2 separate regions of the Homo sapiens genome follow, and region 1 is linked to region 2. A link is an interaction called in ENCODE POLR2A ChIA-PET data of the cell type or tissue named here. Cell type or tissue: MCF 10A. All regions are shown on one strand. Links, peaks and the distances in the headings refer to the core of each region. The heading gives the core; the rest is flanking DNA.

Region 1 (16,919 bases), core at 8,051-10,550, 93 kb before region 2:
TCACACTTGGGCTGGGCGCAGTGGCTTATACCTGTAATCCCAGCACTTGGGGAGGCCAAGGCGGGAGGATCCCTTGAACCCAGGAGTTTGAGACCAGCCTGGGCAATAGAGTGAGAGCTTGTCTCTAAAAAAGAAAAAAAATTAAAATAATAATAATAGGAGGTCACACTTGGCTCCTCTTGCCTCTCTCCTCTTTCATAAATGCCCTTCCTGGCAAGATGGGGTGGTTCACAGCTGCACTCTTTTTATTTATTTATTTTTGAGACAGAGTCCCGCTCTGTTGCCCAGCCTGGAGTGCAGTGGTGCAATCTCGACTCACTACAACCTTCACTTCCCAGGTTCAAGTGATTCTCCTACCTCAGCCTCCTGAGTAGCTGGGATTACAGGTGCTTGCCACCACCACCTGCTGATTTTTGTATTTTTGGTAGAGATGAGGTTTCACCATGTTGGCCAGGCTGGTCTCGAACTCCTGACCTCAGGTGATCCACCTGCCTTGGCCTCCCAAACTGCTGGGATTATAGGGGTGAGCCACCGTGCCTGGCCTCGGCTGTACTCTTAACACTTTGGGAGGAGGAGGTGGGTGGATTGCTTGAGCCCAGGAGTTTGAGACCAGCCTGGGCAACACAGTGAAACCCCTGTCCCTAAAATAAATAAATGAATGCCCTTCTCCCACCTTACTAAAGAAAGGTGTACCCCTAACCTACCCTGAATCTTAGCAGAGGGTGCTACCCCCAAGGTGTAAAAACCTCTGGGCACCAAACCAAAGAATAATTCAGGAATGTACAGCTCTCAAGGGAAGAGTTCCCAGAGAGTTGAGACCCCTTCTCAGATTACTTAGGTAGGAGCATGTACTGGGGTTTTATTTCAAGTTTCACAAAGAAAGAAGCTCCTCAGCAAGTCAGTTTGAAGACTGCTTTCTTGGTAGAGATAAAAGTGATACAATGAACTATGGGTTACAGAGTCTCAGCAGCCAGGCAGCTGGGGGGAAACCATAACTTTCCAGAAAAAGATTACTCAAACATTACATCAGGATTGCTGATTACGTCCCGGAACAGACTGTAAACTACCTCAGCCCTAAAAGTTCTCTTCCAGATTAAGTTTGGGACAATTTGCTTTCTCAAGACCTGAAAAAAGAGAGCTTTGGTTAAAAAAAAAAAAAAGAAGAAAGAAAAAGAAAAGAAAAAAAAATGGCAGCTGTTTAATCCAGATGACAAATTGCTTTTTTTTTTTTTTTTGAGACAGGGTCTCACTCTGTCACTCAGGCTGGAGTGCAGTGGCGAGATCATGGCTCACTGCAGCCTCAACCTTCCAGGCTCAAGTGATCCTCCACTTTAGTCTCCCGAGTAGCTGGCACTACAGGTGCACGCCGCCATGCCTGGCTAATATTTTTATTCTAATTTTTTTTTTTTTTGTAGAGACGGGGTTTCGCCATCTTGCTCATGGCTGGTCTTGAACCCCTGGCCTCAAGCTATCTGCCCACCTAGGCTCCCAAAGTGCTAAGATTACAGGCATGACCCACCATGTCTGGTCTGCACAATCGTTTACAAGTTAGTCTGATTTGGCTGATTGGTTTGATAGTAAGGAATGGCTTTGTCATTAAGTTATAGAACAGGCACTTTCCATTAACCGAACAAGCTAAATGAGCTGTGCCAAGATTCTGAAGCAATAAAAATAGATTTAAATTACCAGGGCGTGGTGGGGGGGGGGGCACCTGTAATCCCAGCTACTCAGGAAGCTGAGGCAGCAGAATCGCTTGAACCCAGGAGGCAGAGGTTGCAGTGAGCCGAGATCATGCCACTGCACTCCAGCCTGGGCGACAGAGCAAGACTGTCTCAAAAAAAGAAAAAAATAGATGTAAGCCATGTGCATAATGTATAGTACACCAGAAATCACATTCTTTGCACCTTTTTTTTTTTTTTTTGAGACGGAGTTTCACTCTGTCACCCAGGCTGGAGTGCAGTGGTGTGATCTCGGCTCACTGCAACCTCCGCCTCCTGGGTTCAAGCGATTCTCCCGCCTCAGCCTCCCAAATAGCTGGGATTACAGGTGCCTGCCACCACACCCAGCTAATTTTTTGTATTTTTAGTAGAGACGGGGGTTTCACCATGTTGGCCAGGCTGGTCTCGAACTCCAGACCTCAGGTGATCCTCCCGCCTCCGCCTCCCAAAGCGCTGGGATTACAGGTGTGAACCACCGTGCCCGACCCCTCAGCTCTCAGCTCAATGTCGCTTCCTGCAATGTGTCCATTCTACACAGGGAAATGGCGGAAGGCAGCAGGTAAAAAAAATCACAGCCTTTCCTCATACTGCTTGGCCTTTTTTTGTTTTTTAAATTCTGAAGAAAGCCATCTCCAAGCACTTCCACCTACATTTCATTGGCTGCAATGTGTCACCTGGCAACCCTTAGCTGTAAGGGAGTCTGGGAATTCTAGTATTTTGCTTTCCAGTTTCTCTAGTAGAAAAGTGTGTTTCTCTAGTAAAAAGTGTTTCTCATGTGTGTAAAGTGAGCAAAGTGATAAAGCATATATTCTAAAAAGTAATTTGGGGCTGGGTGCAGCGGCTCTTCCCTGTAATCCTAGCACTTTGGGAGGTCAAGGTGAGAGGGCTGCTTGAGGCCAGGAATTTGAGACTAGTCTGGGCAACATAGTAAGACTCTGTCTCTACAAAAAATTAAGAAAATAGCTGGGCATGGTGGCACATGCCTGTAGTCCTAGCTACTTGGGAGGCTGAGGCAGGAAGATTCCTTGCACCCAGGAGTTTGAGGCTACTATTGTTGCCCCACTGCACTCCAACCTGGGTGACAGAGCAAGACCCTGTCTTTAAAAAAACTAAATAAATAAATGAAAATAAAAATAAAAAGTAGGCCAGGTGCAGCAGCGCATGCCTGTAATCCCAGCACTTTGGGTGGCCAAGGTGGGAGGATCGCTTGAGCCCAGGAGTTCGAGACCAGCTTTGGCAACATGGCAAGACCCCGTCTCAATTTAAAATTTTAAAAACCAATAAAACTAAAAAGTAATTTGGAAGACTGTGAGGTAAACCAAATAATCAACTAACAAAGTAGTTACTTAAAAAAACAAAACAAGCTGGGCGTGGTGGCTCATGCCTCTAATCCCAGCACTTTGGGAGGCTGAGGCAGGCGGATCACGAGGTCAAGAGTTCGAGACCAGCCTGGCCAATATGGTGAAGCCTCGTCTCTACTAAAAATACAAAAATTAGCTGGGCATGGTGGCGCACACGTGTAGTCCCAGCTACTCGGGAGGCTGAGGCAGAAGAATCGCTTGAACCCGAGAGGTGGAGGTTGCAGTGAGCCGAGATCGTGCCACTGTGCTCCAGCCTGGGCGACAGAGCGAGACACCATCTCAAAAATAAAAATAAAAATAAATAAAATTAAAAAACAAAACAAGGCTAGGCTCAGTGGCTCACGCCAGTAATCCCAGCACTTTGGGTGGTCAAAGCAGGAGGATTGCTTGAGGCCAGGAGTTCAAGACCAGCCTGCACAACACAGTGGGACCCTGTCTCTACAAAAATAAATAAATAAATAAATATAAATATAAATATAAATAAAAACAAGCCCTCCAAAAACCTTTGACAGTGTGTAAAGCTATGCAATTTTCTAATCGTGTTAAAGTAAAAGCAGTTCACAAACAATTCAGACTATACAGAAATAAAAAGTAGTATATATGGCCTAACATTACTTTGTTCTTAAAATTTTCCAGTGACTTTTCTTCCCACTTCCAACTCCAACTGCCCTATTCCAGAATGTCAAATGATTGTGACTTGCAGGTTTTCTAATCAGCACGTAAGTCGGAAATTCTAAAAATACATTTTAAATTGTGGATCACACCATTACATGACTGTCTATAGAGCCATTTAATTTTGAAGGCAAGTTAATTTTAAAAATAGTTACACACAAATGTTCAGTTGATTACGCTTAAGACAGTTTTATTCTGGTGATTCAGCATGATTTTTTTCAACAAATTAGGTACTTTGTCTGCTTTGTGGAACATTGGCAGTTTCATTTCCTGTTAAGGAAGCTATCATCAGAACTCAGATAAACCTTTGCCTTTACTATTTGAGTACTGAAAATAAACAAAGAATATAAAACTCACATATAGGCTGGGTGCGGTGGCTCACACGTGTAATCCCAGCACTTTGGGAGGCCAAGGCAGGCGGATCACTTGAGGCCAGGAGTTTGAGACCAGTCCGGCCAACATGGTAAAACCCCATCTCTACTAAAAATATAAAAATTAGCCAGGCATGGTGGCACATACTTGTAATCCCACTTACTTGGGAGGCTGAGGCAGGGGAATCACTTGAGCCCAGGAGGCAGAAGTAGCAGTGAGCCAAAATCATGCCACTGCACTCCAGCCTGGGTGACAGAGCGAGAGTCCGTCTCAAAAAATAAAATAAAATAAAAAATAAAACACACGTATATACTTGGGGACAGAAACATCAAATATGTTTTCTGGATGATTTAAAGGTTTAGAAGGGGATTATTTATTCTAACTGAAAAAAAAATCTTTTAATATGAATTATTTATATGGAAGACTTCTTTTTGAAGCTGTTGTGGCTGATGCTGTTGGATTCATGTCTAACTTCTTTCATTTTATAAAACAGAATCATATCATCATCACAATCTGTACACTCCCACCTATACTCTTAGGGGGCAGTCTGGGGTGGTTCCTAGGGTAACAGGCCCAATTATCCCAGTATACATTGCATACAGTACCCTAACAACTTTTAGGAAAGGTTTTCATTATTAGTGCTTTGTTTTAGAAAAAGTCCAAAACAAGCCCTAATGAAGAGTCCAAAGGATAAGGAAGATGAAGAGAAAGAGAAAGCACTGAAAAGTAGAATCACATGATTTGCAAGTAGGACAAGGAAAGCGAGCAGGAAAAAAAACAGAGTTGTCAGAACCTGTGGGGAAAATGTGCTGAACAGCAAGGGCTGAGAAATGAGCAACATATTAAACTTTTTTTTTTTTTTTTTTTTTTTGAGATGGAGTCTCACTGCTGTTGCCCAGGCTGGAGTGCAGTGCCGACATCTCAGCTTACTGCAACCTCCATCTCTTGGGTTCAAGTGAAGCTCCTGCCTCAGCCTTCTGAGTAGCTGAGATTACAGGCACCCGCCACCATGCCCGGCTAATTTTTTGTATTTTTAGTAGAGACGGTTTCACCATGTTGGCCAGGAACTCCTGACGTCAGGTGATCCACCCGCCTCGGCCTCCCAAAGTGCCCCCATTTCCTTTCATTCGTTTGGAGAACTCCTCTACTGCTTGCATGGTTACCTGGTACAATGATCAGTCATGATGCCCTGCCCCTCTCCAAGACCATCCCAAAGAGTTGGCTCAGGGCTGGGCAAACTGGGCCAAGCCAGGATTTCATGGCTAACACTATTTCGCAATAGTTCGCAAGCTGGAGGCTGTAGCCTGGGACTGTTGGCTGTCATCTTCCTTGCCTTGAGGGTGCGCCTGCTACAAAATGCAGCTGAAGGGTGGCAGAATACTCTATGCCAAAATATGCCACCATGACGTAAGGATTACTTCAAGCTAAAGGCACTTGAAAAACAGCAGATACAAGAAGGGCATTCTAATCTCCCCTTTGCTTCCTGCAAACAGGAGAGAGAAACTCCCATGTGAACATGCCCTCCCTGTACCAGGAAAAAAGTAACATTCTTCCCCGGGGAGTCACAGCTCTGAGAATCCTGTACAAACATACTTTGTGAAACTAATTCTTACCTTCCTTTAACAAACTCCCCACATAATTTAGTTACTTTTCCACAACTGCCTCTCTTTGTTCAACCTAATACAAAAGCCTGTTGGTTTTGTCACTTCTTTGGGTCTTCATTTCCTTCCCAGGGCTCCTGAGTCACATAAAACTTACATTAAATTAGTACGCTTTTCTCCTGTTAATATACTTTATGTCAATTTAATTCTCAGGCTCAGCCAGGACACTAAGAGAAGAGAGTTTTGACTCTCCTGCACATTCAAGACCTGTGGGAATCTGAGCCAAGCATTGACATAACAGCGCAGCAGCAGTTTATGATCTCTCTCTTCCTTTCCTTTCCTTTTTCCTTTCCCCTTTCCTTTTCTTTCTTTCTCTCTTTTTCTTTCTTTCTTTCCTTCTTTCTCTTTCTCTCTCTCTCTCCTTCCTTCCTTCCTTCTTTCCTTCCTTCCTCTTTCCTTTCTCCCTCCCTCCCTCCTTTCTTTTTTTTTTTGATACAGAGTTTCGCTCTTGTTGCCCAGGATGGAGTGCAGTTGGCAATCTTGGCTCACTGCAATCTTTGCCTCCTGGGTTCAAGCGATTCTCCTGCCTCAGCCTCCTGAGTAGCTGGGATTACAGGCACCCGCCACCATGCCCAGCCAATTTTCGTATTTTTAGTAGAGACAGGGTCTCACCATGTTGGCCAGGCTGGTCTTGAACTCCTGACCTCGTGTGATTCACCTGCCTTGGCCTCCCAAAGTGCTGGGATTACAGGCGTGAGCTACTGTGCTCGGCCCTTTCTTTCTTTTTTTTTGACAGGGTCTCGCTCTGTTGCCCAGGCTGGAGGGCAGTGGTGTGATATCGGCTTACTGCAACCTCGACCTCTTGGGCTCAAATGATCCTCCCACCTCAGCCTCCCAAGTAGCTGCAACTGCAGGTGCGCACCACTATGCCCGGCTAATTTTTTTTATTTTTTGTAGAGACAGGGTCTCCCTGTGTTGCCCAGGCTGGTCTTGAACTCCTGACTTCAAGTGATCTGCCCACCTAGGTCCCCCAAAGTGCTGGGACTATAGGTGTGAGCCACCAAGCCTGACCGATTTCTTTTTTCGGGAATTCCTATTCCGTTCTCAGTCCTTGAACTCCCAGCGCAAGACTCCACCCCAGGTCACAGGGCTCAGTCCCACTCAGAACTGTACCTCTTACTTATAGACTGACCCGTATTGCTTAATAGATCACATGGCGTAGCTTTCCTCCCTGCCTGAGTCCTAAACGGCTTGCCAGCATGTCATGTTATGCTTTTTTCTGCCTCCTACCTTTCACAGCACCCGCAGGCCTGGCATGTAGTAGAGTACCAGATAAGACTTGGTAAATTTGATCCTTTTTTTTTTGTCTTTTTTCTGAGACAGATTCTTGCTCTGTCGCCCAGGCTGGAGTGCAGTGGTGCAATCTCAGCTCAATGCAACCTCCACCTCCCGGGTTCAAGCAATTCTTCTGCCTCAGCCTCCTGAGTAGCTAGGATTACAGGTGTGCGCCACCACGCCTGGCTAATTTTTGTATTTTTAGTAGAGACGGGGGTTTCACCGTTTTGGCCAGGCTGGTCTTGAACTCCTGACTTCGTGATGCACCTGCCTCGGCCTCCCAAAGTGCTGGGGATTACAGGCTTGAGCCACCGTGCCCAGCCTAAATTTGATTTTTTTTTTTTTGAGACGGAGTCTCCCTCTGTCGCCCAGGCTGGAGTGCAGTGTCACGATCTCGGCTCACTGCAAGCTCCGCCTCCCGGGTTCACGCCATTTTCCTGCCTCAGCCTCCCGAGTAGCTGGGAATACAGGCGCCCGCCACCACACCCTGCTAATTTTTTGTATTTTTAGTAGAGACGGGGTTTCACCGTGTTAGCCAGATGGTCTCGATCTGCCTACCTTGGCTTCCCAAAGTGCTGGGATTACAGGCGTGAGCCACCACGCCTGGCCAATTTGATTCTTTTCTTATGACAGAAACTATAATACAGCGAGAATGTTTTTCTTTTTTTCTTTTTCTTTTTTTTTTTTCTTTTTTTGTTTTTTGAGATGGAGTCTTGCTCTGTCACCAGTCTGGAGTGCAGTGGCACGATCTCGGCTCACTGCAAGTTCCGCCTCCAGGGGTCAAGTGATTCTCCTGCCTCAGCCCCCCGAGTAGCTGGGATTACAAGCACCTGCCACCACGTTTTTAGTAGAGACGGGGTTTCACAATGTTGGCCAGGATGGTCTCCATCTCCTGACCTCGTGATCCACCCACCTCGGGCTCCCAAAGTGCTGGGATTACAGGCATGAGCCACCGCGCCTGGCTGAGAATGTTTTTCTAATACGTGATTAAATAGGCGGCTATCGAGGAACAACATTTATTGCACATAACTTACATTATCTTGTTTAATCTGTACAAGCAATTTATGAGGTAGATGTGTAAGTTTATGACCTTGGAATGTTGAACCGGTTGTAAACAGATGAAAACAAGTACCTCTGACTCCAAATTCTGTGTAAGAAAACGACTGCCCATGGCCAGGCACAGTGGCTCAAGCCTGTAATCCCAGCACTTTGGGAGGCCGAGGTGGGCGGATCACCTGAGCTCAGGAGTTCGAGACCAGCCTGGCCAACATGGCGAAACCCCGTCTCTACTGAAAATACAAACATTAGTCAAGCGTGGTGGCAGATGCCTGTAATCCCAGCTACTTGGGAGGCTGAGGCAGAAGAATTGCTTGAACCCGGGAGGGGGAGCTTGCAATGAGCCGAGATCGCGCCACTGCACTCCAGCCTGGACGGCAGAGCAAGACCGTCTCCTCCCAAAAAAAAGAAAAAGAAAAGAAAACGACTGCCCATAAAGACTCCTCTTCACCCCCTCCCACCAGCTAATAAGCAAACGTGTACCACCATATCATTATATCCAGAATCTAAGGGGTAAAGGGCATTCAAGGACAAGGCCTTACATGCTAAACAAACTGTGACAAATTCTCCACTTGAGTCTTGTCAAATAGATTTCCCTAGCAGCAAGATATGTGACTCAGTGTAGGAAAAACTAACCACTGGTGCAGAACACACATTTGCTTAGAAAGCCTTAGGCCAACCTTAATTACCCTGCCTAAGAAAGAGAGGCCTCCACAGGGGGCGGGGAGGAGGGAAAACAAGCTAGTTGTTGGACTGGAAGCTTCCAGAACCACAGCTGTAGCCCTTAACAGGATAGCTGACCTGCGCCTTTCATTTGCTTTGATTTCATGTATGAGTTTAATTCCAAAGTTGCAAATAACAGGAAATGAACCACAGTGTTAGCCAGTTAACATCAAAGGTAGAAGGAGACCGGCAGGCGGACTGTTAAAAGAATTAAAAGAGTAAACATTCCGGTGAGTCATTAGCTTTCAATACTCACTAGAACCACTAGAAGCAAAACTGCGTGGGAACCTACAAGTGGACACTCCAAGTAAGAGCCTACCTGGAGGCCGGGCACGGTGGCTCACTGCTGTAATCCCAGCACCTTGAGAAGCCGAGGCAGGCGGATCACGAGGTCAGGAGTTCAAGACCAGCCTGGCCAGGTGTGGTGGCTCGTGCCTGTAGTCCCAGCTACTCAGGAGGCTGAGGCAGGAGGATCGCTTGCACCTGGGTGGCAGAGGTTGCAGTGAGCCAAGATCGCACCACTTGCACTCCAGCCTGAGTGACAGAGCGAGACTCCATCTCAAAAAAAAAAAAAAAAAAAAAGCCTACCTGGAGTTCTTTGAAACATGCAAAGTTCTGGCCGGGCGCAGTGGCTTACGCCTGTCATCCTGTCATCCCAGCACTTTGGGAGGTCGAGTCACTGCTTGAGGCCAGGAGTTCGAGACCAGCCTGGCCAAAATGGTGAAACGTTGTCTCTACTAAAAATACAAAAATTAGCTGGGCCTGGTGGTGCATGCTTGCAATCCCAGGTACTGGGAGGCTGAGACAGGAGAATCGCTTGAACCCAGGAGGCAGGGGGTTGCAGTGAGCCGAGATCACACCACTGCACTCCAGCCTGGGTGACAGAGTGAGGCTGTGTCTCAAGAAACAAAACAAAAAAAGAGATTGGACCGTGTGCGTGTGTGTTTGTGTGTGTGTGTGTGTGTGTTTTGAGACAGAGTCTCGCTCTGTCACCAGGCTGGACTGCAGTGGCACGATCTCAGCTCACTGCAACCTCTGCCTCCCAGGTTCAAGCAAATCTCCTGCCTCAGCCTCCTGAGTAGCTGGGACTACAGGCGCCCGCCACCATGCCCAGCTAATTTTTGTATTTTTAGTAGAGACTGGGTTTCACCATGTTGGCCAGGATGGTCTCGATCTCCTGACCTCATGATCTGCCCACCTTGGCCTCCCAAAGTGCTGGGATTACAGGTGTGAGCCACCGCGCCCGGCCATGTGTGTGTATTTTAACAAACAATCAGAGTACTTTGGTGTAAAGGTATAGAACAGCAGAGCTCGATCAAGAAGTTTCCTTCTTTTTTTTTTTTTTTTTTTTTTGAGTTGGAGTCTCGCTCTGTCGCCCAGGCTGGAGTGCAATGGCGCGATCTCGGCTCACTGCAACCTCCACCTCCCGGGTTCAAGCAATTCTCCTGCCTCAGCCTCCCGAGTAGCTGGGATTACAGGCGCCCGCCACCACGCTTAGCTAATTTTTGTATTTTTAGTAGAGACGGGGTTTTGCCATATTGGCCAGGCTGGTCTCTTGGCCAGGCTGGTCTCGAACTCTTGACCTTGTTATCCGCCCGCCTCGGCCTCCCAAAGTGCTGTGATTACAGGCATGAGCCACTGTGCCCAGCTAGAAGTTTCCTTCTTAACAGCACCATCTGTCTGAACAAAAGTATACATAATATTAGCCATAAAAATATGTAATGGTGGGCATGCAGTAGCTTTGTTTTTTGTCTAGTTTTATTTCACCTAATAATTAAAGAGAGCTCCAAAGGAGAAAAAAGTAGATTTCTAACTCCTCTTTATCTCTGAGAATTCATTCTAGTAGAGGAAATGAAGTTTGATGAGACGAGACCAAAAACAGTACAAAGAAGTGAAAAATCATAGATTGAAAATGAAGCTAAATTTTGAAGAGTCTGATCTCAAAATGAAAGGCCCACTACTGGAAGGTTGCTATAATTTCATTTTGTAATTTCAATTTGATATAAATTCTGCTCCACCCATTTTTTTCTCATTGTGTGACAAAATATTGGTGTTTCCTTGACATACACTTCTTTTTCTTTTTTCTTTTTTTTAGACAGAGTCTCACTCTGTTGCCCAGGCTGGAGTGCAGTTGCATGATCTTTGCTCACTGAAACCTCAGCCTCCTGGGTTCAAGCGATTCTCCTGACTCAGCCTCCCAAGTAGCTGGGACTACAGGCACGCACCACCACGCCCGGCTAATTTTTGCATTTTTAGTAGAGACAGGGTTTCACCATGTTGGTCAGGCTGGTCTCAAACTCCTGACCTCAGGTGATCCGCATGCCTCGGCCTCCCAAAGTGCTGGGATTACAGGCATGACCCACGGTGCCTGGCCTGACGTACACTTCTTAATCAACAAACAGATTAAAACTTAGGTATCTGAGTTAAAAACCAAAAGATGAAAACGGTATAGTGGTTCCTCAAAAAATTAAAAATAGAACTACCTGCTGGGTGTGGTGGCTCACACCTGTAATTCCAACACCTTGGAAGGCCAAGGTGGGAGGATTGCTTGAGGTCAGGGATTCAAGACCAGCCTAGGCAACATAGTGGGACTCCATCTTCATAAAAAAAAAATTAAACAATTAGCCAGGTGTGGTGGTGCACAACTGTGGTCGCAGCTACTCAGGAGGCTAAGGTGGGAGGATCACTTGAGCCCAGGAGTTCAATGCTACAGTGATCCAAGATTGCATCACTGAACTCCAACCTGGGCAACAGAGTGAGACCCTGTGTCAAAATAATAAAATAGAATTACCATCTGATCCAGCAATCCCACTTCTGGGTATATAGCCAAAAGAACTGAAAGCAGGATCTCGAAGAGATATTTGCACACCTATGGTTTTCATGGCAGCATTATTCACAACAGCCAAGAGGTAGAACCAACCCAAATGTCCATTGATGGATGAATGGATAAACAAAATGTGGTATTGTCCATACAATGGAATATTATTCTGCCTTAAAAAGGAAATCCTAGCTAGGCATGGTGGCGGCTCACACCTGTAATCCCAACACTTTGGGAGGCCAAGGTAGGAGGATTGCTTTAGCCCAGGAGTTCGAGACTAGCCTGAGCAACATGGAGAGACCCCCATGTCTACAAAAAGTCAAAAAATAAAAAAGGAAATCCTGTCACATGCTAAATCATGGATGAACCTTGAGGACATTATGCTAAGTGAAATAAGTTCATCACAAAAACACAAATGCTGTCTGATTCCACTTATATGAGGTGTCTAGAGTAGACAAATTTGTAGAGACAGAGTTTAGAATAGTGGTCGCCAGGAGTTGGAGGGAGGGAGAAATGGGGAGTTATTTAATAGGTACGGAGTTTCAGTTTTGCGAGATGAAAAAGTTCTGGAGATCTGTCTCACAATTTGCATATAGTTAACCCTACTGAAATATATACCTTAAAATGGTTAAGATGGTACATTTTATGTGTTTTTTACCACACACAAAAAAAATCTTGGTTTCAAACATCAGAAACAGAATTTAGGTAACTCGAGGGAAGAAAATTTGGGAAGCCTATCTCACCACTCACAGAATCTCTGGGAAGACTAAAGATCCAAACTCAGCCCGTAGAACAAGAAAGGCTGAGAGTCAAAAACTGGGATGTTCCCTTGAAGTCTGAGAGATTTGCATGTTCCCTTGACTGGGAAGCAGCCAGTAATAAATCTCAGGTTTGCAAATATGGTGAGAAAAAAATTAGAAAAGAGGAAGCCTGAGTTGAAAGAAGTCAAAGGGTTTAAGCAGCAGGCGCACCCGCTCTAAATTAGGGACGGGAAGAGACGTGCAATCGCAGATTATGAAACAATGAAAGGCAGAGGACGCAATCGTACTCCTAAAAGATCTTCCATTGTGACATAAGTATTTTGATCTAAGGCTGAGTCTGTTCTCATTGTATTAAAAAAAAAAAGTCCCTCTTTGGCGGGGGCTAAAAACAAAATCTGATTCATATTGAATTTCTTCCCAAAGGTTACACAAAGGGAAGTAATAATGCCGACTGTGAGAATTGAAGTGAAAATCAGATCTCAGCCCAACCAGAACAACCAATGGGAACAATAGACAATAACTGTGACTCTAATGAAATTCATTTCTCAGCTGAAGGCACTGAGCCGATGTTTCTCTTGCTCTATTCTTAGTACTAAATCGAACTTTTTCCCCTTCAGGGAAACAGCTCCCTTCAGATTTAAACAATAGATATTCACCCTGCATTCCATATTTGATGGGTTCTCAGTGTTGGCTAAAATGTCATAACCTCCTCTCTTCCCCCAACAAGATATGACCCACATTTCCTCTCTTCGAGGGGTGTCACAGCTGTTTTAAGGACATGCGTGTGTAGAGTTGGAGTAAGCGGCCTCAAGAGCAGTACTGATAGCATGGGCAGGCCCAAATTTGGGAAATGGGTAAAACCTGTAAAAATAGTCTTGCAGGTTTTAACGCAATTGCAGGCTAAAATGAAAATTTATGACAACGGAAGGCAGAGATGACACCTATACCTATATTCCTTTGTATAGTACTTTATTTTCCTTTTTTTTTTGGAGACGGAGTCTCTATAGCGCAGGCTGGAGTGCAGTGGCACAATCTCTGCTCACTACAACCTCTGCCTCCTGGGTTCAAGCCATTCTCCTGCCTCAGCCTCTCGAGTAGCTGGGATTATAGGCACACACCACCATGCCCAGCTAATTTTTTTTTTTTTTGCATTTTTAGTAGAGATGGGGTTTCACCATGTTGGCCAGACTGGTCTTGAACTCCTGACCTCAAGTGATTTGCCCACCTCAGCCTCCCAAAGTGCTGGGATTACAGGCGTGAGCCACTGCGCCCGGCCAGTAATTTCTATCTTATGGAAAATAACTGATTAAACAGGACCTATGGTTGCAAGTGAGAGAAAGCAACTCAAACTAAGCAAAAATAAATAAATAAATAAATAAAGCCAGGCACAGTGGCTCAAGCCTGCAATCCCAGTGCTTTGGGAGGCCAAGGCAGACAGATCACGAGGTCAGGAGTTTGAGACCAGCCTGACCAACATGGTGAAACCCCATCTCTACTAAAAATACAAAAATTAGCTGGGCGTGGTGGTGCATGCCTGTAATCCCAGCTACTCAGGAGGCTGAGGCAGGAGAATCACTTGAACCTAGGAGGCGGAGGTTGCAGTGAGCCAACATCGCACCACGGCACTCCAGCCTGGGCAACAAGAACGAAACTCTGTCTCAGAAAAAAAAAAAGGAATGTGTTTGGTCCAAACAACTGGAAAGTCGTCGGATCTGACTTTAGTCATGACTAGATCCAAGAGTAAATAGTCACCAGGCTCTTGTCATTCCATCCCTTGATTATGGAGGAGGAATACAGTCAAACTCATCCAAAGCACATAGAATATATTTCTCAGTGGAAAGAGGGCTTATCAGATGAAGGGGAAATGAGTCCTGGGAAGACAAAAACAGCAAATATCCACCAGACTGTGAGATTTTGAAGATTAAAAACCATGTCAGGCTGGGCAAGGTGGCTCATGCCTATAATCCTAGCACTTTGGGAGGCCGAGGTGGGCGGATCACCTGAAGTTGGGAGTTTGAGACCAGCCTGGCCAACATGGAGAAACTTGTCTCTACTAAAAATACAAAATTAGCTGGGTGTGGTGGCACATGCTTGTAATCCCAGCTACTCTGAAGGCTGAGACAGGAGAATCGCTTGAACCCGGGAGGTGGAGTTTACCGTGAGCCAAGATCACACCATTGCACTCCAGCCTGGGCAACAATAGCGAAACTGTCTCAAAAAAAAAAAAAAAAAAGCTATGTCTTTTTTTTTTTTTTTTTTTTTTGAGATGGCGTCTTGCTCTGTTGCCCAGGCTGGAGTGCAATGGTGCGATCTCAGCTCACTACAACCTTCTCAGCTAATTTTTGCATTTTTTTGTAGAGACGGGGTTTCACCATGTTGGCCAGGCTGGTCTTGAACTCCTGACCTCTAGTGATCTGCCCACCTTGGCCTCCCAAAGTGCTGGGATTACAAGCATGAGCCACCGCACTCGGCTAAAAACCATGTCTTAACGTTTCATCTCCAGTTCTATGCCTGCAATTTACTGACATTCAGTACGTGTTTGCTGAATGAATAGGACAAGTATATCTGGTATCTTTATACTGAACACATCAAAACAAGCTCATTCCCTAAATGCAAAGGGAATGAGGGAATGAACTGGATTTCCTAGTGACCATGCCCACACTGGCTTTTAGGCTGTTGTGGTATAGACTTTAGCTGGCTACCATATCTCTACTCTCTAATTCTCTCTCAAACTAAAAGAATCCCAATTTTTCACTTAGCATATTGCCTCCCAGCTGAAAGACTACATTTTTCAGACTCCATTGCAGCCAGGTTAAGTTACAGTCAATGAGTAAGCTGAAGTATTGGGTGGAACTTTGGGGAAGTCTTGGAAGGGAGGTGGCACATACTCCTTCCTCTCTTCTTCTGTTCTGCTTCTTGGAACTATGATGTGATGGCTGGAGCTCCAGCAATCATTTTAGACCTTAAAGATGAAGACTATACCCCAGGAATGGCAATGTGAAAAGCTGAAACAAACCTGGGTCCCTTATGTCCCTGGAGCTGTCATACCAGTCCTGGACTGCTTACGTATAAACTTCTTTTATTTGAGAAATAAATTCTGTATTTTTGCCATGAATTTTAAGGTCTCTATTACTCACATCTGAACCCATTCCAAACGGATACAGCTGTGGTCTCCAAATATACAGAACTAAGGGAGAGGTCTCAGACCCCACAGTCCCTCTCCCCTTCCCCTCCTCAAGGCATGAAACCCAGTCTATGAAGAGTACTAGTCCTCTACCTCCCAAAGGCATCCCAGCTTGGACTGCTGTCATGATCTCTTCTTGTGTAACTGAAGGCATCCTCCCAGTTCCTGACTCCTCTTCCCTGCTTCTAGGAGCCAGTGCAGTGCCATGGTGCTTCCTAAAGACTCCCCTTGCCGGATGGGCGTGGTGGCTCACGCCCGTAATCCCAGCACTTTGGGAGGCCGAGGCGGGCGGATCACCTGAGCTCAGGGGTTCGAGACTAGACTGGCCAACATGGTGAAACCTCGTCTCTACTAAAAATACAAAAATTAGCCGGGCATAGTGGCACACACTTGTAATCCCAGCTATTTGGGAGGCTGAGGCAGGACAATCGCTCGAACCCTGGAGGCAGAGGTTGCAGTGAGCCAAGATCACGCCACTGCACTCCAGCCTGGGCAACAGTGCGAGTCTGTCTCAAAACAACAACAAAAAAAACAAAACTAAACTAAAAAAAAAAACAAAAAACAAGCACCTATTACGCTCAGATTCTGTGAGTCAGCAATTCCATCACGGCACAGCAGCAGGGACAGGTTCTCACTGCTTATAACATCTCAGCTGGAAGATTTGAAGGCTGGGGGCTGTCATCACTAGAAGGCTCACATCGTCACAGAGCTGCTGAGTGATGCTGCCTGTCAGTGGGTACCTGCACCATTCCTCTCCATGGGGCCTGCATTTCCTCACAGAATGGTGGTTGGGTTCTGAGGGTGACAATGACGAGAGACAACCGGGTGGAAGGTTATGACCTAACCTCAGAAGTCATGCAGTATCACTTTGGCTGCATCCAGGTCATTGTGGGGGAGGTCACTAAGGTCAGCCCATATTCTTTTTTTTTGTTTCTTGAGACAGAGTTTCACTCTGTCGCCCAGACTGGAGTGCAGTGGCGTGATCTTGGCTCACTGCAACCTCCACCTCCCGAGTTCAAGCGATTCTCATGCTTCAGCCTCCCGAGTAGCTGGGATTACAGGCGCATGCCACCACATCTGGCTAATTTTTGTATTTTTAGTAGAAACGGGTTTTTACCATGTTGGCCAGGCTGGTCTTGAACTCCTGACCTCAGGTGATCCACCCGTCTCAGTTTTCCAGAGTACTAGGATTACAGGCGTGAGCCACTGCGCCCGGCCAAGTCAGCCCATATTCAAAGGGAGGAAAATTAGACTCTACCTTTTGGTGGGAGGAATGGCAAGGTTTTACAAGAATATGTGGAACTAGAAATATTGCTGT
Region 2 (12,938 bases), core at 10,029-12,528:
ATTACAGGCGTCAGCCACCGCGCCTGGCCCACCTGGGGAATTTTTTAAAAGCATAGATTCTAACAGCTTCCCCCAGAGTGTCTGACTCTGAATCTAAGAGGGGCCCAAGAATCTATTCCCAAGATAAGCAAAGTTTTGAAAACCACCATTCCACAAACATATGCTTAGAGAACAGTTATTCAACTTAAGTTTGTATAAGCACTCAAACATACTTTTAAAAACATTTGAAAGTATAAAATGAAAACTGTCCTAAATATAAAAAGAAACAGAGTGACTGGCCACCCACTAGAGAAATTATGACATTTATTTACATTCAAGAAAATCTCTCCCGTCTTAAACAAAACACAACAAATACCCTCCACCCCTAATTCCCTCTCTAACAACTACCTTACCCTTCTACCAACTTCCATTGACAAATTTATTTTAAAAGTAGACTATGGTTAGAAGGCAGAATAGTGGATACCCTTAGCAAGCTGGGTAGTGACTAGAAGGGCCACGAGAAGAGCTTCTAGAGTGCTAGTATGTTTAGTTTGTAAAAATTCACTTATGCCCCGTTTACTTTCCTATATGTATGTTATACAAATGGTCTCAGACTTACAAATGGTTCAACCTTACATGGTGCAGAAGCGATACGCATTCTGTAGAAACCGCACTTTGAGTACCCATATAACCATTCTGCTTTTCACTTTCAGTGCAGTATTCAATAATGTACATGAAACATTCAATAGTTTATTATAAAATAGGCTTTGTGTTAGATGATTCTGCCCAACTGTGGGCTACTGGAAGTGTTCTGAGTACATTTAAGGGAGGGTAGGCTAAATTATGATGTTTGGTAGGTTAGGTGTGTTAATTTTTGACTTAATGATATTTTCAACTTATGATAGGTTTATCAGAATGCAACCCCACCACAAGCTGAGGAGCATCCGCATTTAAGCACAAAGTCAAAAAGGCAGATTCTGTTTGCTTTCTCAATTTTATCTCCTCCTCCCTTTACTACTAAATGCACCTAAAACCTTTCTTCCCAAGACCACCAATAGCCTCCCAGTTGCTAAACCCCACTGGACATCTGGCATCTTGGTTGCACCCTGAAACTGGTGACTACTCTACATCTTCAACCCCTTTCTTTGGCTTACAGGATTCTACCCTATCCCCATTCTAGAGGCTTTCTAGGTACTCTCTCCTCCCCTTTTGGGCCTTCTCTTCCTCTGCATAGCTCTTCAAGGTTGATGAGTCATGGAGTAGTCTTTAACTCTCTCCTCTTCTCACTCCAGGGCAATTTCATTAAAATCTAATTCTTTCTTTTTTTTTTCTTTCAGACAGAGTCTCGCTCTGTCACCCAGACTGGAGTCCAGTGGCCTGATCTCGGCTCACTACAATCTCCGCCTCCCGGGTTCAAGGGATTCTCATGCTTTAGCCTCCCAAGTAGCTGGGATTACAGGCGCCCGCCACCACGCTCAGCTAATTTTTGTGTTTTTAGTAGAGACAGGGTTTCGCCATGTTGGCCAGGCTGGTCTCAAACTCCTGGGCTCAAGGGATCCACCTGCCTCAGCCTCCCAAAGTGCTGGGATTATAGGCGTGAGCCACCACACCTGGCCAAAATCTAAGTCTTTAACTCCCACTCATATGCTACTGATGCTCAAATCAGTATCCCTAGCCTGGGCCTCTCCCTAAGCCTCAGGCTTGTGTGTTTCCTGTGTTTCTAACTCCCTGAGGGACATGTTACCAGGCTTTTCAACTGCTACTTCAAACAGGCTATATCCAAAGGTGACCTTTTTTTTGGAGTGATGGAATATATTATTTCTATTTTCCATGTAAATAATTTAAACTCTCTCTATGTAAGTATATATACACTTACAGTATCTTACCCTTCTACCAAGTTTATATATATGTATATAAACTATATGTATATATATACTTATAGACTTATACATACTATATATACTTAAAAATATAGTTTATATAGTTTAAGTATATATAATACTTTATGTATTTCTATATATAGTTTACATTTATATATTTAAAATGTATGACATTATGCTTTCAACTATCTTTCTCCAAAACTGTTTTTATGAGATTCTCTACCTTATTTAATGATCCTACAAGCCACACAAAGGACAACATAAAAGCAACTCTTTAATGATAAAGAATGAAAATAAATTTTTTTTTTTTTGAGACAGAGTTTTGCTCTTTCACCCAGGCTGGAGTGAAGTGGCGCAATCTCGGCTCAAGACAACCTCCGTGCCCCTGGGGTTCAAACGATTCTCCTGCCTCAGCCTCTCAAGTAGCTGGGATTACAGGCAGCCACCACCACACCCAGCTAATTATTTTTTTTTTTTTTGAGACGGAGTCTCGCACTGTCGCCCAGCCTGGAGTGCAGTGGCGCGATCTCCACTCACTGCAACCTCCGCCGTCTCTCGGATTCAAGCGATTCTCCTGCCTCAGCCTCCCAAGTAGCTGGCATTACAGGCGCCCGCTACCATGCCCAGCTACTTTTTGGAATTTTAGTAGAGACAGGGTTTCACCATGTTGGCTAGGCTGGTGGTCTCAAACTCCTTACCTCAGGTGATCCACCTGCCTTGGCCTCTCATACTGCTGGAATTGGCCAAGGTGGGCAGTTCACGAGGTCAGGAAATCGAGACCATCCTAGAAACACAGTGAAACCCCATCTCTACTAAAAATACAAAAAATTAGCAGGGCATGGTGGCGGGCGCCTGTAGTCCCAGCTACTCAGGAGGCAGAGGCAGGAGAATGGCGTGAACCTGGGAGGTGGAGCTTGCAGTGAGCCAAGATCGCGCCACTGCACTCCAACCTGGGCGACAGAGCGGGACTCCGTCACAAAAAAAAAAAAAAAGTGCTGGGATTACAAGCGTGAGCCACCGCGCCTGGCCTCAGTCAACCTTTTCTGCAATAATTTCCATTCTGACAGCATTTTTCACTCGAAACAAAACTATTTTAATCTGATTCTAATTATTTAGGAGGTAAAAATCTGAAATGGGTTTTTTACAAAAAAAAAAAACAAACTATGAACACTGACAATACTTTTGAGATTATTCTTATTCTAAGTAACCAACACAAAAAAAAGAACTATGTGAAAGAACTCAGAATACAACAAAATGATGAAGACAATAAAAAAATTTTGTCAAAATCAGGCTACACTGTTGTCCTCAGTAACGTGTTGTAAATTGAATGAAAAATCAAGAGAAAGGCCGGGCGCGGTGGCTCACGCCTGTAATCCCAGCACTTTGGGAGGCCGAAGCGGGCAGATCACGAGGTCAGGAGATCGAGACCATCTTGGCTAACATGGTGAAACCCCATCTCTACTAAAAATACAAAAAAAAAAAAAACAAAACATTAGCCAGGCGTGGTGGTGGGAACCTGTAGTCCCAGATACTCAGGAGGCTGAGGCAGGAGAAAACCTGGGAGGCGGAGCTTGCAGTGAGCCGACATCACGCCACTGCACTCCAGTCTGGGCGACAGGGCAAGGCTCCGTCTGAAAAATAAATAAATAAATAAATAAAAATAAAAATCAAGAGAAATGAGTCCACAATTCTTGAAACGTCAAAAGAATACAGAATACTCTCCTCCATAAGGAGCATTCAGGACAGTATCTACATTTTATACAGCAATCTTTTATTTTTATATTTTTTATTTTTTGAGACAGAGTTTCACTCTTGCCACCCAGGCTGGAGTGCAGTGCCACAATCTCGGCTCACTGCAATCTCCGTCTCCTGGGTTCAAGTGATTCTCCAGCCTCAGCCTCCTGAGTAGCTGGAATAATAGGTGCCTGCCACCACGCCCAGCTAATTTTTTTTGTATTTTCAGTAGAGATGGGGTTTCTCCATGTTGGCCAGGCTGGTCTCGAACTCCTGATCTCAGGTGATCTGCCTGCCTCGGCCTTCCAAAGTGCTGGGATTATAGGCATGAGCCACCATGCCCGGCCAGCAATCCTTTCTAACATGTAGGGCCACACACCAAACAGAACAGAGGCTTTCTCTGGAAAGGGGGCTGGGGGGAGGTGGACAATAGCAACCTGACCAACTGTACTATTTTGACTTTTTACAAGGAAAAGTATTTCAGTATTACTTACAACATTTTTTTTAAATAGATGTTTTCTTTTCAAAGCAGTTACCTTGATAAATCATATATGGAGTCGGAATTTACTACAACTATTTATATAAATTTCATAAGTGAAATTTATTTTTTAAAATTTATTTTATTATTATTATTTTTTGAGACAGAGTCTCGCCCTGTCACCCAGGCTGGAGTGCAGTGGTGTGATCTCGGCTCACTGGAACCTCCGCCTCCCGGGTTTAAGCGATTCTCCTACCTCAGCCTCCCAAGTAGCTGGGATTACAGGCCCACACCACCACGCCTGGCTAATTTTTGTATTTTTAGTAGAGACGGGGTTTTGCCACGTTGGCCAGGCTGGTCTCAAACTCCTGACCTCAGGCCTCCCAAAGTGCTGGGATTACAGACATGAGCCACCACACCCAACCAAAATTTACTTTTAATATGTAATCATATGGCTTCCATTTCTAAATGCCTTCAGATCACATTTTAAGCCTAAAAGAAAATCAGTCTCGGCCAGGCGCCGTGGCTCACGCCTGTAATCCAGCACTTTGGAAAGCCAAGTTGGTTAGATCACCTGAGGTCAGGAGTTCAAGAGCAGCCTGGCTAACATGGTGAAACTCTGTTTCTACTAAAAATAGAAAAAATTAGCCAGGCATGGTGGAGTGCGCCTGTAATCCCAGCTACTCAGGAAGCTGAGGCAAGAGAATTGCTTGAACCCTGGAGGCGGAGGTTGCAGTGAGCCGAGATCATGCCACTGCACTCCAGCTTAGGCAACAAGAGTGAAACTCCGCTTAAAAAAAAAAAGTAAAGAAAATCAGTCTCGATATATTTTAAATAAGAGTGGTAAAGAATAGAGAATGGGCCGGATTCGGTGGCTCGAGCCTGTAATCCCAGCACTTTGGGAGGCCGAGGCGGGCAGATCACTTGAGGTCAGGGGTTCGAGACAAGCCTGGCCAACATAGTGTGAAACCCTGTCTCTACTAAAAATACAATAATTAGCTGGTGGGCACCTGTAGCCCCAGCTACTCAGGAGGCTGAGGCAGGAGAATCGCTCGAACCCAGGAGGCAAAAGGCTGCAGTGGGCCGAGATCGCACCACTGCATTCCAGCCTGGGTGACAGAGTGAGACTCCGCCTCAAAAAAAAAAAAAGATTCATTATCTCCACACACACACACACAAAGATGAGAAAATGGCATCTGTACGCCTATGTTTATTGCAGCACTATTTACAATAGCAAAGACTTGGAAGCAACCCAAATGCCCATCAGTGATAGACTGGATAAAGAAAATGTGGCACATATACACCATGGAATGCTATGCAGCCATAAAATAGAATGAGTTCTTTATAGGGACATGGATGAAGCTAGAAACCATCATTCTCAGCAAACTAACACAGGAATAGAAAACCAAACATCACATGTTCTCACTCATAAGTGGGATTGAACAATGATAACACATGGAAGGGAACATCACACACTGGGGCCTATCAGGGGATGGAGGGCAAGGGGAGGGAGACCATTAGGACAAACACCTAATGCATGCGGGGCTTAAAACCTAGATGACAGGTTGATAGGTGCAGCAAACCAACATGGCATGTGTACCTATGTAACAAACCTTCATGTTCCGCACATGTATCCCAGGACTTAGAGTAAAATAGAAAAAAAAATTACAATATTAGTCTTCATTAAAACAATCTCTACTGGAACCTTTTCTACATCTCCTAATTAAACGTAGTGTCCAACATAAACTTTTCTTTCTGTTGTGGTGGTGGTGGCGGTAAAGAATCAAGCTTTATGTAAACTTGGTCAATAATAAGATTATCTCATTCTACTAAAAAAAAAAGAAGAAGAAGAAAAGAAAATGGCATTTTTTTTAAAAAAAAAAAAGAGGAAGGGGACTTGTAGTATGATTCCACCGAGTTTTTTGAAAATGTCATACCAAGGGTATATTTGAATATGTCCAGAACGGAGTCTAAAAAGATGTTAGGGCCGGGCGCAGTGGCTCATGCCTGTAATCCCAGCACTTTGGGAGGCTGAGGTGGGCAGACCACGAGGTCAGTGGTTCGAGACCAGCATGACCAACACGGTGAAACCCTGTCTCTACTAAAAACACAAAAATTAGCCGGACGTGGTGGTGCACGCCTGTAATCCCAGCTACTCAGGAGGCTGAGGCAGGAGAATTGCTTGAACCCGGGAGATGGAGGTTGCGGTGAACGAAGATGGCGCCACTGCACTCCAGCCTGGGCAACAGAGTAAGACTCCGTCTCAAAAAAAAAAAATATGATGTTAACAGTGGTTGTCTATAGGTGGTGATATTAAAGGTAATTCTTATCTCTATTTCCTGAAGTTTTTACAAAAAAACCATTGATTTGTTTTGTAACATGCAAAGAACAAAAATGGCTAGCTCCTGAGGATATTATAAAGGTTTGCCACAAAGTTTGAAGATAATTCCAAATGAGGAAGAGTAAAAATGTTTTGATCAGTGATAGAATTTTTGGAATAAATATAATGACAGTATAATTAAATCTATCCTCTCAAAACGACTGTTTTGATGCATTCATTTGAATGTAAAATTTGGGAGCACTCATACTTTAACAATAACAATAAAACCCACAATCATTTCGATCTGTTTCACAGCAAAGGAGGATATAAAGCCAAGAATTTATCTCCCTTTGTCACTCAGGCTGGAGTGCAGTGGTACAATCATAGCTCACTGTGGCCTTGAACTCCTGGGCTCACCTAATCCTTCTGCTTCAGCCTCCCAAGTACCTAGGACTATGGGTGTGACGGAGCACACTCAGCTATTTTTTTTTTTTTTTTTGGTAGAGATGGAGTCTCACTATGTTTCCCAGGCTGGTCTCAAACTCCTGGTCTCAAGCAATCCTCCTGCCTTGGCCTCCCAAAGCGCTGGGATTACAGGTGTGAACCACCATGCCCAGTAAAGTTTAGACTTCAAACAACATTAAAAAAACTCTTCCTAATACAACAAACATAGAACTATTTTATGAGAAATTTTTAATTCTTTAGTTCTGTACTACAGTAATTGGTATTTCCTAGCTCTTTCTCATCCACTGTAAACAGACTACAATCTAAAGAGATAAGCAGAGAAAAAAATGAGGCTGTTTTCAAGACTAATATTATCTTTTTCTCACAGAAAACCAAGTTCTGTTTCATCTTTGGAGGGTAGAATTCACCACAAAATTAGGTCAGCAAAGCAAACAAAATGTCTCATCTGCAATTGTTTCATTTTCTACTCTTTAAAGATAGCGATTAGATTTTATAAAATTCATGTAGAAAAATAATAAACTTGTGCGATAAACAGGAAGAAAACCTTAGGGCCAAAGAGTGAGATAATTGTTCATTTAGGCAGGTTTTGAGTCATCCAGTTGGGCTATACTGGTTTTAAAGACTTGGAACACAGATAATATGTAATTTATCAAGTCCAGAATTTATTTTGAACTTCCTCATCCAGACAGAAATTTACTGCTACTTAAGACTCCTATATATATGTGTTTTTTTCTCTATTAGAATGGCATCCTGGGACCCACTCAATCTTTTCTGAATTAAGGAAATATAGGGAGGAAAAAATCGTTGGGAAACATTTACTTCAAGTTTAGCTTTTCAAATGCATCTGTGTTTCCAAGCAACTAATAAAATGTACATCATTTAATAGGAGAGCTAGTCTGTCAAAGTAAAATCTATCTGGGCAGGGCATGCTGGCTCATGCCTGTAATCCCAGCACTTTGGGAGGCCGAGGTGGGCGGATCCTTTGAGCCCAGGAGTTCAAGACCAGCCTGGGCAACAGGCTAAAGGTGAAACCCCCTCTCTACAAAAAATACAAAAAATTATCTGGGAATGGTGGCACGTGCCCATAGTCCCAGCTACCCAGGAGGGTGAGGCAGGAGGATCGCTTGAGCCTGGGAGGTGGAGGTTGCAGTGAGCTAAGATTGTGCCACTGCACTCCAGCCTGGGAGACAGAGCATGATTCTGTCTCAAAAAAAAAAAAAAAAATCTATCTAGACACAGGTTTCTATCTAGACACATGGCTCTGTCTCAAAAAAAAAAAATCTACCTAGACATGGGTTTCATATCTCTTTTTTTGTTGTTGTTTTTTTTGACATAGGGTCTCATTCTGTCACTCAGGCTGGAATGCAGTGGCACAATCACAGCTCAATGCAGCCTCAACCTCCTGGGCTCAAGTGATCCTCCCATCTCAGCCTCTCAAGTAGCTGGGACTACAGGCAGGCACCACCATACCTGGCTAATTTTTGCATTTTTTGTAGAGACGGGCGGGGTTTCGCCATGTTGCCCAGGTTGGTCTCAAACTCCTGGACTCAAGGAATTCTCCTGCCTCAGCCTCCCAAAGTGCTGGGATTACAGGTGTGAGCCACCACGTCGGGCCTAGACCCGGGTTTCATATCTTAACAGACCACCATGTGCACAGAGAACTCTAAACTCACTAATGAAAACTGCCTTTGACTTCATCTCAGTTATTCATGTGCGTTTTTCTTCTTTAAGGAAAACTGTAAGCCTTTTTTGGAAAAAAAAAATCATGTACAAGACTCAATTCGGTTGATAACCATCTGACCTCATAATGAAAATCTGTGCAAAAATAAGGAACAAAAACAAGTAAAGTAAATGTTTGGACTATACCCAGCAACTTTAACAGGACTCCCAAATGGTGTGACTCCACAAACAGGCTCAGTTCTATCTGCCAAGTGAGGTAAACCATCAACAGACAATGTAGGAAACTTCTTGGAGCCCGTATAATCACTTTTTGCTTACTTACTCACTCACCAGTCTAACCCATGTCACATGAATCAGCATCTCTAATAGGAGAGGAGACTCATTTTCAGCAAGCACAAACAAAAACAGGCTAGTTCACAAGGACTGAAGTTTGTGGAATGGGGGAAAAGAAAAAAAGAACCTTTATTAGTTAGTTTCATATATTCCATTTTAAAAGACTGTTCAGAAGAAGGAATAGACTTCTTTTCAGGAATATCTGAAAAAAGAAACTACTGGGAATTCCTCCACACTAAGGCAATGAACATGCACTTGTGGATCTATCTCTAGCTCCCACAGAGGGGGCTCCTCATCCTCATGGAACCAAACAAAGAAGTCCTTAAGCGGGAGCCAGTGTGGGCTTTGAATAAAACACGCTGCATTGCTTCAAACAGCCAGAAATAGGAAGACAAAGGATAACTGCACTTAAAGTGCCTTTAAAACAATATTCACTTAAAATTCAACTATACTATCCATAATGCATAAAGCTGTATCAGGAAAATATAGCTTAACAATCAAAGTCATAGGCTTTCAGCATACTGAAAACTCTACGACCCTTGCCCTACATTCCTGCTTCTCCAAGTTTTAGTGAACACTGAAAATAAGTTTAAAAACCTACCACATTAAGAAATTGGCACTGATTAAATTTTCTAACAAAACTGGCATGAGGCTATGCAAAAATTAGGAAAAACTCAGCAAAAGTGAAAAATAAATAACTTCCAAATTCTAAAATATAACTTTAGACTAGGATTTTTTTGTCCCTGAAAATATATAAAGTTTCATGCTGTATGAACTAACTGTAAAATTCCACTTAAGCATTATTGGGGAAAATCAACTGATACACTCTTTCAATTCCTTTATTTTAAAGATCTCTTAGTACTTTCTTGTCATATTAAAAATAAGTCTAAACTTTTTGAAACAGATATCTTTGCTATTGAGATTTATTACACACCTAATAACATGCATTTATATATCTAATTTTAAATGTACAATACAAACAAATATGCAAGTTCGTTTCCTAGCCTCTAAGAAGTTCCAGTCTAGCCTAGAAAGGACATGGGTGTGGAACACATATACATATAGATTATAAATTAAACCTTTACGTCATAAAAGTCTACAAATATCAACAGGCCTCATGGGGTAATCAATTCATTTATCATAAATGTCTGGTACATCATCTACTTTTCTCCTCCACTGTGCCTCTAATCTCTCCGTTCTTTTAATGTATCGTTTTACTTCTTCTTTCTCCTCTTCCAGTGTTAGTTACAACTGTGAGGCTATCTGCATTTCAGAAGTAGATAGAAGAATGCTACAGTGTCCTGAGCAGAATTCATTTCCAAATGAGAAGTGAAATAACCCAAGTTAATTCACGTTTTACAGTTGTTAAGTCCAGAGTGCTAACCTGCAAGCATAGATTACTTCAGTGGACAAATGTGATACAAGAGGAACAGAAAACACCTTACATTGATATAGTGCTTTGTAGTTCACGGTTCTTTTCGCATATTATCTCAATTGAATCTCCCAACAATCCTGTGAGATACAGAGGGACATACTACTATCCCCACAGGATCATGATCAGAGGACGCTGAGAGATTAAGAAATCTCAACTGGCCCGGCATGGTGACTCATGCCTGTAATCCCAGCACTTTGGGAGGCCAAGGAGGGCAGATCACTTAAGGTCAGGAGCTCAAGACCAGTCTGGCCAACATGGTGAAACCCCATCTCTAATAAAAATACAAAAACTAGGCCAGGCGTGCTGGTGCATGCCTGTAGTCCCAGCTACTTGGGAGGCTAAGGGAGGAGACCGGCTTGAACCCAGGAGGCGGAGGGTGCGGAGAGCCAAGACTGCGCCAGTGCACTCCAGCCTGGGTGACAGGGCAAGACTCCGGCTCAAAAAAAAAAAAAAAAAAAAAGAAATCTCAACAAGGTCGCTCAGCCAGAAACACAACTAGAACCTGAGGCTGAAAAGATTGCATCCAGAGCTACAGAGCAGTTTTTTCTTCGTCTCTGTGATCCACTGTCTAACTTCTTCGAAAGGTAAGAAAGGAAAAAGAAACAACCAATTGATTCTGCACATAAAAAATGTATTTATGTGAGTAAAAATGTAGTTACTATAATTCCTCAAGAAGAATTCCCTTGAAGATGCTTAAACTGTTAGGGAAAAAAAACCTTCATTATCTTTCCAAATATGTGGCTTTTAAAATAATGCTCAAGTATAAAAGTTACATTACTCTTCCAATTTACAGATGATTTTCCTTTTCCATTTAGCATTGTAATTCTCCGCGCAGTTCTAGTAACATACTAGTAACATGGTAAGAAAATTAATTTCAGGAAGACAGGCAATGTAAGTATTACACTAAGCCACAAAGAATGTGTGAGGTAATAACACCTCATAGTCATGGACATGTTCACTCAGGCTCCTTGGTGTGGTGAGCTCTGAGTACAGGTCATGTTATTTGCCCTTGAGGAAGGAAGTGACACAGACCAGTTTTCACTAGGCCACCTTCTTGCCCTGGAGGCTTCAGTTAGCAGCTGATGATTTCCCAATTTCCAGCCCACGTCTGTGGCAGGAAAAGTCCATACCCTGGGGTTCTACATCAACTGATTTCCCCCTTCCAATGCCCAGATATTTCAGCAAGCCCAACCTGTTCAAAACCAAACCATCACCTCCCCCTCAAACCAAATTCAACCTTCTTCCACTTTCCCACCTCAATGAATAGTTCCCACCTCAATGAATAGATCCCACAGTCAAAAGTCAAAAGCCTGGGCAGAAACCTTAATTTATCCTTCTCCCTCATCTACCACATCCAACTGACTACCAAGTTTTGAAATAAAAAATACTTTTGGAGAGCCCCAAGACCGTGCACCACCGTAACACAGGTAGTTACAAGATGCCATCTTACAAGATGCCAACTAAAAGTAACAGCTCACATTTCTTCAGCCCTTACTTTGGGCCAAGCACTGTTCTAAGCTTTGCGTAGGAATGAATTTAATCCACACAATAATTTGAGGTTGGTAAGCATCTCATCCTTGTTTTACAAATGAGGAAGCAGCTACAGAAAACTTTAGTATCTCTCACAAGGAACACAGTGAAGCCCAAGGTCTTAACACTGTTCTGAACACTCTCACACTTCTGTGTCCTTGCATGTGCTTTTCTTCTCTGTTTGGAAGGCCCTTTCAACCTTGTCTGCCTAGCTCCAAAGATCAGCATAGGCATGTTCTTCTCTATAAAGCCTTCTGATGCCCCCTGCTGTTGCTCTTCCCTCTAAGTCAGTAGATCTCAAGGCTGGCTGCTTGCTCCAAAAACTAGATGCCTAATCCTACCCCTAGAGATTCTTGATGTCATTGGTATAGGTTCTAGACTGGGCATCGGGACTTTTAAAAGCTCCCCAGGTGGCTCTAACATGCAGTCAAGGTTGAGACCCACTGCATCGTTAACGGACCTTTAATGTCTGTGCTGGTAAGTGCATTGTGAGCTTCTGAAATGAAAGTTTCATAATCACCTTGGGGGGCTTTTTCAAAACTAGCAGTTCCTGGACGCCAACTAAAAAGTCAGTCAGAACCATGCGCAGGGGCTTGGAAACTGTCTCCTTGAATAATTCTGATTTGTGGCCAGATTTGGGACCTCTCTCCTAGATAAGAACTGGGTCTTTTCACTTGTACCCACCAGGGTCCAGCATGATGCCCAGCCCATAGTTGGACTAGGATAAAATCTGTGTAATGAAGGAAATCTAATAACGTGAATCTGGGTATATGTATCCAATATTCAAACTTCCTGCAGCAGCACAAGGAAAAGCTGCTTCCTACAATGGAATGCAAATACTGGGCAGCTTTTCAAATGTGTTTTTTAATCCACCAATGCCCCCTAGTGACCTGAAGATGAATAACTATATCAAAACATCGCAGTATATATTTTAAGTACAATGTGTACTTAATATGCACATAACTAGTCAGACACACTGCACTTTTACTACCATTGTACTTTTACTACCAACACCTATACTATTAACTCCTTTGCCCTCCAGTTCTAGTTAACCCAAGCTGTTAACTCCCAAACCCCGATCAATCCTACCGTTTACTCCATCCC

Evidence for each region. Peaks named below come from ENCODE experiments on the same cell type or tissue, not always from the same donor. Only the 100,000 strongest peaks of a DNase experiment are listed, where the experiment ranks them.
Region 1: POLR2A ChIA-PET joins it to region 2 with 18 read pairs; 12 of 35 experiments call an interaction of 5 or more read pairs at or near these places.

Annotation. Positions count from the first base shown.
Region 1 is chrX:23,798,661-23,815,579 of GRCh38, forward strand. No RefSeq gene overlaps it. Among named protein-coding and RNA genes, the nearest start is that of SAT1, 24 kb to the left of the region's middle. RefSeq lists enhancers at 7,811-8,809, 8,417-9,616. In MCF 10A, for the core only: a CTCF peak has its summit at 9,271; a DNase peak (open chromatin) is centred at 9,001.
Region 2 is chrX:23,889,932-23,902,869 of GRCh38, forward strand. The region is part of intron 1 of APOO (apolipoprotein O); the gene reads right to left. Among named protein-coding and RNA genes, the nearest start is that of APOO, 12 kb to the right of the region's middle. In MCF 10A, for the core only: a CTCF peak has its summit at 12,118 (motif pointing left); DNase peaks (open chromatin) are centred at 10,550, 11,310 and 12,090.